Regions from separate parts of the Mus musculus genome. Here region 2 is linked to region 1. Evidence: chromatin loops called from intact Hi-C (ENCODE). Cell type or tissue: heart. All regions are shown on one strand.

Region 1 (5,000 bases):
CATGATGATAGGGAAGCTGGCTTCTGGAACACCTTCCACGGAGGATTCCTGCATCATTCATTCCTGATGACGCTTTTGGAACATCTTACATCCTGAGAGAACTGTGTCAGACAATATCCAAGTGCCTGACCAGGGACTTTCGTCTCCTGCACAGAATATGGGGTAGCATATAGGGCCAGTTCAACCAGGATGCTTTCTTCACGGGTCAGTCTTACTTGTCTTAAGCACCCCTCTCTTAAGACACCCCTCATCTAAGGCTATTATTATGTTCCTCACCCTTGCCTTGATGTCAGAGCAGAGAACACTGTCTTCTATCCAGGCTTCTAAGGTCCAACTCCACAGAATGGGGATGATGAAGACTAGGGCTGCTGGCACATTTGGCTCGGATAGAGAGGGAGGAGGGAGCATCATGGGATCACTCCTAAGCCTAGAGTGATGATGATAGCTCTACACTGTCTCTAAGTCTTACCACAGGAGGTTCCAGGCATGGCCTTTCAGGGTTCTAGTGTGGAGAGTGCTGGGGAGACACACAGCTGGGTCACATCTTCCCCAGGTCGTTCCCCTCACTGAACCCCTTCTGGGAAACGTAGTTGGGCTATAAGGAGGAATACCTTGAGTGCACAGTATTGGTGGGGAGCGACCCCTTCAAGTGAGTCACCCTGAGCTCAGGTAGATACTTTATGCCCCCGATCCTCTCTACCCTCCTTTCTTCTCTCTCCCTCTTTACTTACCCTCTGTCCTTTTCCATTCCTCTTCCTGTCTCCCTATACTCCTCCGCCCTTTCCTTTTCCTCCACCCTGTCCCTGCCAAGAGCCAGAGGCTGAAGTGCACAGGAGAGAAGCAGGTGGAACATCAGTCTGGCTGCCCTGATGACAGGGTGAGAGCGTTGAGGTTCTCTGCTGGCCTCTGCTTTGGCCTGGCCCCACCCCCTGTCAAGACTGAGGATGACTCAGGGCCCAGCTGACACCTCAGCAGCACGAGTCGCCTAGTGATGGCGGTCTCCCGGCAACGGTCGTCTCCTAGCAATGGGATATTTTCCCCTGGCCCTGGCTGGAGCCAGTGGCTATTTATAGCTCAGCTTCAAATCAATCAGCAGCTGCATTTTAGGCTTGTGTTGGGGGGGGGGGCTTCTCAGCAAATGAAAAACTACAGAGATAGAAACCTCAATGCCCAACCCCCTGAAGTGCCAGGCTAATGGGGTGGGGGGGAGATGTATCCAGAAACCATGGGAATGGCTGGAAACCTGAGACTTCTTGGGAGCTGACGGCTATGATTGTATCCTGGATGAGGTCTCTGTGTTCAAGGGGCTGATGGCTGAACCACCCTGAAACTGCCTAGGTCCAGCTGGGTACAGCAAGGGAAGGCAGTGCTCAGGGGGTAGGTACCATTGATGCACTTTCCTGGTCCCCTGGTGCCCCCACCCATCGTTATTTCCACCTTGCAGCTCCATCCAGCAGGACACACATTTAATCCTGGCTGTAAGGGTCCTGGTGCCACAGGCTCACTAAGGGATACAGGAACGCTCTCAGGTTACCTGTATCTAGCCCCTACCTGGCTTCAAATGTTATCTGCTATCTGTGAAGGGGGCAGTCCTAGGCAGGTGGGAAACTTGTCCCCCCTTTCTCACAAGATCAAGGAGAAACCCAAACTCACCCTCTGTCAGTAGGTCAGATTTCAGGTTATATTTGTGGTTGTGTTTGTTCAAATCTCCATGGTCCTGGAGTCATTGGCTTTCTAATCCCTGTCAACTCTCCTCACTTGTAGCTCTTCCCCGAATAGCCCCAATTGGATGGCCTGTTCATTGGGAACCAGCTGCATGTCTCCCATCAGCTCTCCTGCTGAACGTTTGGGCTGCTTACCCTCCACTCTGCTTAGGGACCAGCATACTGCACATACATTATTGATGTCCTCAACCTGCAAAGGCCTGTGTAACAGGGGACAGTATGGCTGGAGATGGGGTGCCTGAGTGGTGACACTCATAACAACCAAGGCCTCTGTTGTCCCCACTGCATCCACAAGTGCAGTACATGGCCCTGGGGAAGACAGTACAGAAAACAGGTCTCAGTGTGATTTCCAGCCCGGACAACCCCTATGATGGGTAATTTTTGTTGTTAGCATAATATATGTGTGAAGGGAGAATTCAACTGAGGAATTCTCTCCATCAGATTGGCCTGTGAGCATGTCTTTGAGGCATTTAGCTGACTCTGACACTTTAATCTATCTCTCATCTTTCCATCCATCCATCCATCTATCATAGTAATGATCAAATAAAAAGAGACATCTTCCTTCCTTCCTTCCTTCCTTCCTTCTTTCCTTCCTTCTTTCCTTCCTTCTTTCCTTCCTTCTTTTCTTTACTTCTTTCTTGTTTTTTTTTTCTTCTTGTTTTTAGATACAGTCTTTCACTGTGTAGTCCTGGCTGTCCTGGAACTCAGTTCTGTAAACCAGGCTGGCTTTGAACTCTCAGAGATCCACCTGCCTCTGCCTCTGCCTCCTGGGTGCTGGAACTAAAGGTGTGCGCTGCTATCACCCGGTTGCAACTCATTTATTAAGGTAAGGGCACAAAGTCTTGAGACATTCAAGGAAGTCCCCAAGCTTGAGCATAAACAGCTAAAGGTTCTCTGAGATGTGGGGTGCTCTCTCATTCATCCTTCATTTTCCTTCTGGGTATCTAAAAGCACCAGGAGCAGCTCTGTTGGACCCTGAGGCTACTCATGGCTTTCTGGGATCTATACCCATGGGCATCAGACTTCTGCTAGCTAATGATGGTCAAGGGTCCCTTTCCCTGACCAGTGTGAGAAGTGGCACCTGTCTAGAATCTACCATCGTGACAGAATCATTGTTATGGTGCTAGAAGATGAAGATGGGAAGAGTAAGTTTAATAGAGAGACTCCGGTCAGGTGAGTGTTTCTTTCAGACCAAGTTACCCCTTAGTAACCTCTAGCAGTTACCTCTTACTGCTAGGTCTCCTGCCATTGCCCTTGGAGGTTAGGGTCGGACGACTTCAACTCTGAGACTGGCCAGCTCATCCCCATATTACCATTAGAGGGCGCCTGGAGACTACTTTTCTGCCTCAGTGGCTTGCAATGGGAAGTACCAAAGAATTACCAAAGTAGCTGCAATTTCTCAGGCTGGATAGTTGTACTGTGGTTGCCCGAGGTGTCTTGTATCCTCGGTACAGGCCTTGGTGTCTGCTATAATTTCATCAGGCATGTCATATTTTTCTTTTTTTTTTCTTTCTGTTTCCAGATTGATTTTAAAGTTTTAAAATTATAACCACAGAAATCCCCCTGCCCCCGGGACTCCACACTTGAAAACACTTATTTAAAAGGGGTTGGGTAGAGAACTACTTGAATTTACCTGCCTCTGCCTCCTGAGTGCTGGGATTAAAGGCGTGCGCCACCATGCCCGGCTGAATTTACCATTTTTATTTTTGCCATGCCTTTCCATTGAATTTTATTTTATTTTATTTTATTTATTTATTTATTTATTTGTCTTTCAAGATGGAGTTTCTCTGTGTAGCCCTGGCTGTCCTGGAACTCACTCTGTAGACCAGGCTGGCCTGAAATTCACAGAGATCTGCCTGCCTCTGCTTCCTGAGTGCTGGGATTAAAGGAGTGTGTCACCACTGTTTGGCTGAAAATATTGTATTTATGATTTAATTTTTACATTTTTTTTTTACCTTTAGGTGTGTGTGTGTGTGTGTGTGTGTGTGCCCGTGCATGCATGCATGAGAGTGGATTTGCCTGTGGCGACAAGAGGCATCAAATTCCCTGAAGATGGAGTTTCATGCTGTTGTGATCCTCTTGATGTGGGATCTGGGAGCACAGCTTAGGTCCTCTGCAAATGCAGTAACGTGTTCTCAACTGATAAGCCATCTTTCCAGCCCATCTGACTTTGTTATTTATTTTTTTTTTTTTTTATTTTTGTTTTGTTTTCTTAGACAAGGTCTCTATGTCATCCCTGCTGTCTTGAACTTCTCTAAGTAGACCAGGCTGGCTCCAGACTCAGAGATCCTCCTGTTTATGCCTCCTGAGTGCTGGGATTAAAGGTGTGCGCCACTATTTATTACATATTCTATTTGTTTGAAACAGGGTTTCTGAATAGCCCTGGCTGTCCTGGAACTCACTATGTAGCCCAGACTAGCTTTGAACTCACAGAGATCTACTTTTCTCTGCCTCCAAGTGCTGGGATTAAAGGTATGTGTCATTATGCCCCAAATATTACTTATTCTGATAGATTACAAGATCTCATCATATAACCAGAAGGTCTGGAACTCTCTGCAAAGACACCAATCTGACCTAGACTCACAGAAATCCACCTGCCTTTGCCTCTCAATAGCTGCAGCGTCTCAGGTGGCCTCTTATTTATTTATTTATTTATTTATTTATTAGAAATTTTTATTTTATTTTATTATTTATTTATTTAGGTTTTTTTTCAAGGCAGGGTTTCTCTGTATAGCCCTGGCTGTCCTGGAACTCACTTTGTAGACCAGGCTGACCTCAAACTCAGAAATCTGCCTGCCTCTGCCTCCCAAGTGCTGGGATCAAAGGCATGTGCCACCACGCCAGGCACTTTCTACTTTTAAAGGATGTTATTATTGTTGTTGGGTGCTGAGAATGGAATTCAGGGCCTTGCACACCATGGCAACACCTCCTCCCTACCATCCTGACAAATTCTTAACTGTGAACTCCTATAAAGTAAAAAATAAGTTACATACTTCCACTATACAACAGCACAGAATTCATTCTCCTATTCCAAAAGAGAGAGAGATAGGACATGGAAAGAAGATATGATATGAGACCAAAGCAACATCCAAACCCGGACGTCAAGGGTTTACGATAGAATCATCCGGGCTTCATTCTGTTAGAAATAAATTTGAGGTTGCAAAGAAAGAGACCTCCACTCTAACTGAAGTGTCTCAAGAAGGCAAACCTTTACTGCTGACCAAGGAGTGAGCTGCTCACAGCATGGAAGAGGCAACTCAGACAGGGATTGGTTTT
Region 2 (5,000 bases), 70 kb after region 1:
AGTCAAGTACTCCACCACTAACTTACATCTCCTGCTTTGGCTTAAAAGGCTGCTCTGGACACGGAGCTGGCTCCTGGGAGGAGGTGTCATGTGGTGGGGTCTCCACCTACCTCCAGGTCCCAGGTGGGCTGGAGGAGAGTTTCTACATTCTAGCTTAGGCAGAGGTCAGATACTTGGCTGCCCAGTGTGGGCTTGACCTCTAGGGCAGCCCTAGGCCCAGGATCAACAAATGATCATAGCTGTAGAGTCATAGCTGATATGGCCACATCCCATCCCTCTCTTCTGTTGTGGCTAACTGAACCCTCCCACAGCCTTGCGCTAGTTCAAATCCTGACTTTCCAGATGAGTATAGGGGGGCCCAGAGAGGCTGAGTGAGTGGCTCTAGGGCACACAGTAAGTGCCATTGCCAGAGAGCCCTGAGCAAGGCCTTCCGCACACTGCCCCTGCTTAGCTTGACCTTGTCTGAAGTGCTGGCCAGGTTAGCCTTGTCTTAGATGGCCCCTCCTCCAAGGAGCCGTGTATAATTAATTAATCTATATCCTTCCAACCTTGCCTGCCTCATAGCCACAGATGAGGGCGAATGTGCAAGCTGGGTCCCCCACTGGGACTCTGGAGCCTCAGCAGGTGACATCCCACCTGGCATGGGAGCAGGTGCTAATCAAGTAGGTACAGGGGCCCAGGAGACCATGAGGACTGGCTGGGATTTTCTAGGCAGACATAGTTTTTGGAGTGTTTTCTGGAGCAGGGCCCAGGCCTTCTGCTCCAACTTTCCTCCAACTTGGTCTGTCTGCCTGCCTTCCATCTATCTCACTTCTCCGTGGCCTCAACTTTCCACTCTGTACTTGGCTACTGGGATAGTTCAGAGACCTCTCCTACCCCTCACACTGACCACTGGTGTTCTCCCCCGAGGGCAGGCTATAGCTGGTATACTGGTGCTGCCTAGGCACTTGGCACAGCTCAAATCTGGCAGAGCCTGTGCCATGAGGTTGAATTCTTTTGCTCCCACAGCTGGCCTGTCCTTTGGGAGGTAGGATGGGTCATGGAAGTTGAGAGGAGCATTGGCCCTGTCTGGGGACCCACCTGAAGCTCCTGTGCCCTGGAGGGTGCTGGCTATGATGCCAGTCACTGCTTTGCTTCCTTTTCCACCAGGGCCATGCCTACCATGGGGGATTTGCTTCTTTCTCTTTGTAATAATATGTGTATGTTTAAGTGTGTGTATGTATGTGAGTGCATGTGTTTATGTGTATGTATGAGTACATGTTTGGTGCATGTGAGTATATGTGTTTATGTATGTGCTTGTGTGTGAATGCATGCGCATGTCTATGTGTATGAGTGCATGTGTTTATGTATGTGAATGCATGTGTTTCTGTGTGTATGCACATGAGTAAACGTTTATGTATGAGTGCACATGTGTGTATGTGCACGTGTTTATGTGTATGTGAGTGCATGTATGTGTTTATGTATGTATGAATGTGATTGCATGTGTGTGTGTAGATCAGAAGACAGTCCTGTCAAGTGTTAGTCTTGCCTTATCTTTCATATTGCTTAAGTCTTTTTTGTTGCTGTTGTTGTTTTTTTGTTTTGTTTTGTTTTTTTGAGACAGGGTTTCTCTGTGTAGCCCGGGCTGTCCTGGAACTCACTCGGTAGACCAGGCTGGCCTTGAACTCAGAAATCCACCTGCCTCTGCCTCCCAAGTGCTGGGATTAAAGGCATGCGCCACCACTGCCCGGCTTGAGATAAGTCTTATAGTTCAGAGTTGCATACATCAGGCTAACTGGCCCATACCCTTCCAAGGAGTCTCCTGTCTCTACCTCCCATGCCACAGTAGAAACTTGGGACTGTGAGCTAGCATGTCTGGCTTTGTGTGGCTTCTGGGGATCAAAACTCAGGTCTTCACACTTTCACAGCAAGAGTGTCGTCACCCACTGAGTCGTCTTTCCAGTCCTCCCCAAAACTGCTTTGTAAAACAGGCTCTCTTCCAGCAGGCTGGCTTCCACCTTGTCATGTAGCGGAGGACTTTGAACTTGGGATCGTCTGCCTCCCACCCTGGAGTGCTGGGATTACAGGTGTGCACCACCACATAGAGGATTGTTTGTTGCTTTGCTTGCTTGAATGTACTGCTGGGGTTGGAACCCAGAGTTTCATGAATGCTAAGCTGAGCTAAGCCCAGCCTTGTTCCCTCTGGGATAATTTGCCATTGGTGCTGGCTTGGCTTCTCAGAGGCAATGGCTCTCTCTTTTCCGTCTGAAAGCAGCCTCCTTATGCAGGAGCTGCCCCGGTATCTGGCATGTGCCTTGGTGCTCAGGAAAGTCTTTTGGGAATCTTGATAGATCCCTGTCTGAGGCCAGACAGAGAAGAACCCCTGAGAACCATGAAGTTGTGAGGTTGGCCCAGCCCCACTCCCTACAGGTCACAAGCTGTGGAGCATGCTCCTTAGAGCCCTGTGACAGGACCCAGCAGTGCCCCCGTGTGGTGATAACAGGTATGACAGCTGCTGAAGAGAGGTGAGAGCTTAGGAGTTGGCTGCCAGGGAAGTGAGTGCCCAGAGCCTGGGGCTGCAGAGCCATCCCTCCAGATCACCACCATGACTAGGCCTGTACTAACCAAGGGGTTGAGGCACAACAGGAAGAGAACTGTGTCTCCCCATGGAAAGACAAGGAAAAAGGAAAAAAAAAAACTTCGTGAGTGGCCAGTGGGGGCTAGCACAGCCTTTCAGTCTACTCCAAGCTCTCCTTTTGCAGACTGGGAAACTGAGGCACAGGAAGCAGAAGCAGGGCCTCATGGCCCCGGTTTCCATGAAATATCTACCAAGATCTAGTGGGCATGGCTTCTGGTCTGGTCCATCACGGGAGTTATAGTCCAAAGCCAAGAGTGGGGGCAGCTGAGAAGACACTGCAATGGGGAGGGACTGAGCAGTAGCCAGGCAGACTTCAGAGGGAACGTTGGCTTTGTGATGTCCCTCCCATGAGCACTGGGACTCTGGGCACCTAGGCTACAGGTCAACATGAACAGTGGCTCTCCCAGAGACTCTGTTTTAAAGCTGCTATAATGCTCCTAACTGGGAGGGGCCTTCTGGGGCCTGGGCCTAAGACCCATCTTCTGGTTCCTACTGAGAACCCTCGAGTTTCTCATTGCCTGTGAGAAGGAAGGGCGGCAGCAGCCATGACCTTGAGGTCTACAGTGGGTCCTGCTAAGCAGTCACAGGCTAGAGGTCTACCAGGTTCAGCAAGGAAGGGTTAAGGGTACCCCACATCAGATATGCTCATGGTCACTCTCAAGATTGATCACTGAACATTTATTCTTAATCCTAGACCCTAGCTACAGCCAGGGTGCTGTGGCTGTGTTGTGGCAGACATGTGAGGCCCAGAAGGCTCCCAGGAGAGGACCCGAAGGCTGGCGCTGATAATCTATGGCTATGTGGAAGCCAGGCAGGTGGTGACATGTCAACGCTCCAGCTAGGAGCCCATAGAACAGAAGCGGCATCCATGGCAGGCTTAGAGGACTGGGCATGCATGGAGGATGCCTCTGTAGATGCCCCAACACACTCCCATGCATTGGGGCCAAGCGCTAGATGCAGGCAGAGGAGGTGAGGCCCTGGCAGAGTTCAGGAAAGGCAAAGGCACATGACAGTGGCGGGCAGCAAGAGACAGGTTGGGGGCTGCAGGTGACCCAAGTCCAGGTAGGCTAATGCCAGGATGGTCCTTCTCAGGCACTGTGGGGCCCTGGGGGATCCTCGTTCCTGGCCTTGCCCTTCCTGGCTAGGGGTTTGGGCAAGCCTGGGGCTAAAGAGGCAGAATGCTGTACCAGAAGGAAAACCTGAGCTTCCTCTGGAGAAATGCCGAGCGAGAGAAGACTTACCTACTGGGCATCTCTCCCACTGCCCGAAAACCCTGTCCTCAGCAATCATGGCTGCCTAGCTGCTGGATGGTGTGGTTCTCAACCCCCAAAGCCCAGAGGCCCTTAGTTGTCCGGCTCTAGTGTCCACTCTGATAGCCACTGCAGGCACGATGCTCTCTGTGCCTCAGTCTCAGGAGGGGGCCGACCTGGCCTGGGCTGTGGGGTGGAGGGGCTGCAGGGCCTTGGCCCTCCACTCATAGGGTCTGGGTCAGGGTCAGTCCTCAGGGCCTGGATGAGCTGTTCAAGGGGTTGAACACAGGTACTGGGACTCCAGCAGGCATCGAGGGCAGGCAGGAAGGGGTCAGGCGTACAGGCCTCCACGCGCTCTGCCTGTGTGGGGATGCGTAGGTAGAAGGCGTGCAGCATCATGCGGAAAGGTTGGTCCTCCTGGTCCTCAGCCTGGCCATAAGTCAGGTCACCCACGATAGGGTGGCCAAGGGCACTGCAGTGCACACGAAGCTGGTGTGTCCGGCCTATGGGATCAGGGACGGGAGGTCAGGCTGGGAGGAAAACCATTCTTTGTCACATCCCTTGCTCTTACAGTATCCAACAAGTTCTCTGGGTTGGCTGCGGAGTCTCCGGGCAGCCCCCCGGCTTGCTGCTGTGTGTTACAGTGTTGAGGAATAAACTCTCTTCTTTCTCCTTTTAAAGTTTTTTTAAAGTATATTTTAATTTTGAGTGTGTGTGTTGTGTTCCTACATGTGCCTGCTTGATGCTACACTGTTGAAGTAAATCAGAAGACAACTTTTTTTTTGAGACAGGGTATATATATATATATATACATATTTTTTTTTTTTCTTTTCTTTTCTGTGCAGCCTTGGCTGTCCTGGAACTCACTCTGTAGACCAGGCTGGCCTCAAACTAGCCCTGGCTGTCTTGGACCAGATGGGCCTCAAACTCACAGAGATCTGCCTGTTTCTGCCTCCCAAGTGCTGGGATTAAAGGCGTGCGCCACCATTTCACAATGCTCAGAAGACACCTTCTAAGATTCTCCTCTCTCCTTCCACCATGTTTGTCTGGGACTCCAACTCAGGCTGTCAGGCTTGGCAGAGAGCGCCTTCGTAGTTAAAAGATAGGTATGAACTTCTGATCTTCCTGCCTCT

The links. A loop is a pair of places that touch in the nucleus more often than their neighbours do. Peaks named below come from ENCODE experiments on the same cell type or tissue, not always from the same donor. Only the 100,000 strongest peaks of a DNase experiment are listed, where the experiment ranks them.
Region 2: a loop joins it to region 1, with 9 times the contacts of the local background. A loop is called at or near these places in 28 of 42 quality-filtered maps.

Annotation. Positions count from the first base shown.
Region 1 is chr17:25,799,279-25,804,278 of GRCm38, reverse strand. No RefSeq gene overlaps it. Among named protein-coding and RNA genes, the nearest start is that of Metrn, 4.7 kb to the right of the region's middle. In heart, a CTCF peak has its summit at 3,027 (motif pointing right); DNase peaks (open chromatin) are centred at 998 and 3,048; H3K4me3 peaks cover 881 bases; H3K27ac peaks cover 1,597 bases; H3K27me3 peaks cover 965 bases.
Region 2 is chr17:25,729,739-25,734,738 of GRCm38, reverse strand. It overlaps Rpusd1 (RNA pseudouridylate synthase domain containing 1), which reads right to left. Exons shown (of 6, transcript NM_028009.4): 6 at 3,275-4,370. The coding sequence ends at 3,961. It also overlaps a transcript of Mslnl not described here. Among named protein-coding and RNA genes, the nearest start is that of Mslnl, 3.8 kb to the left of the region's middle. In heart, a CTCF peak has its summit at 2,472 (motif pointing left); DNase peaks (open chromatin) are centred at 2,468 and 3,462.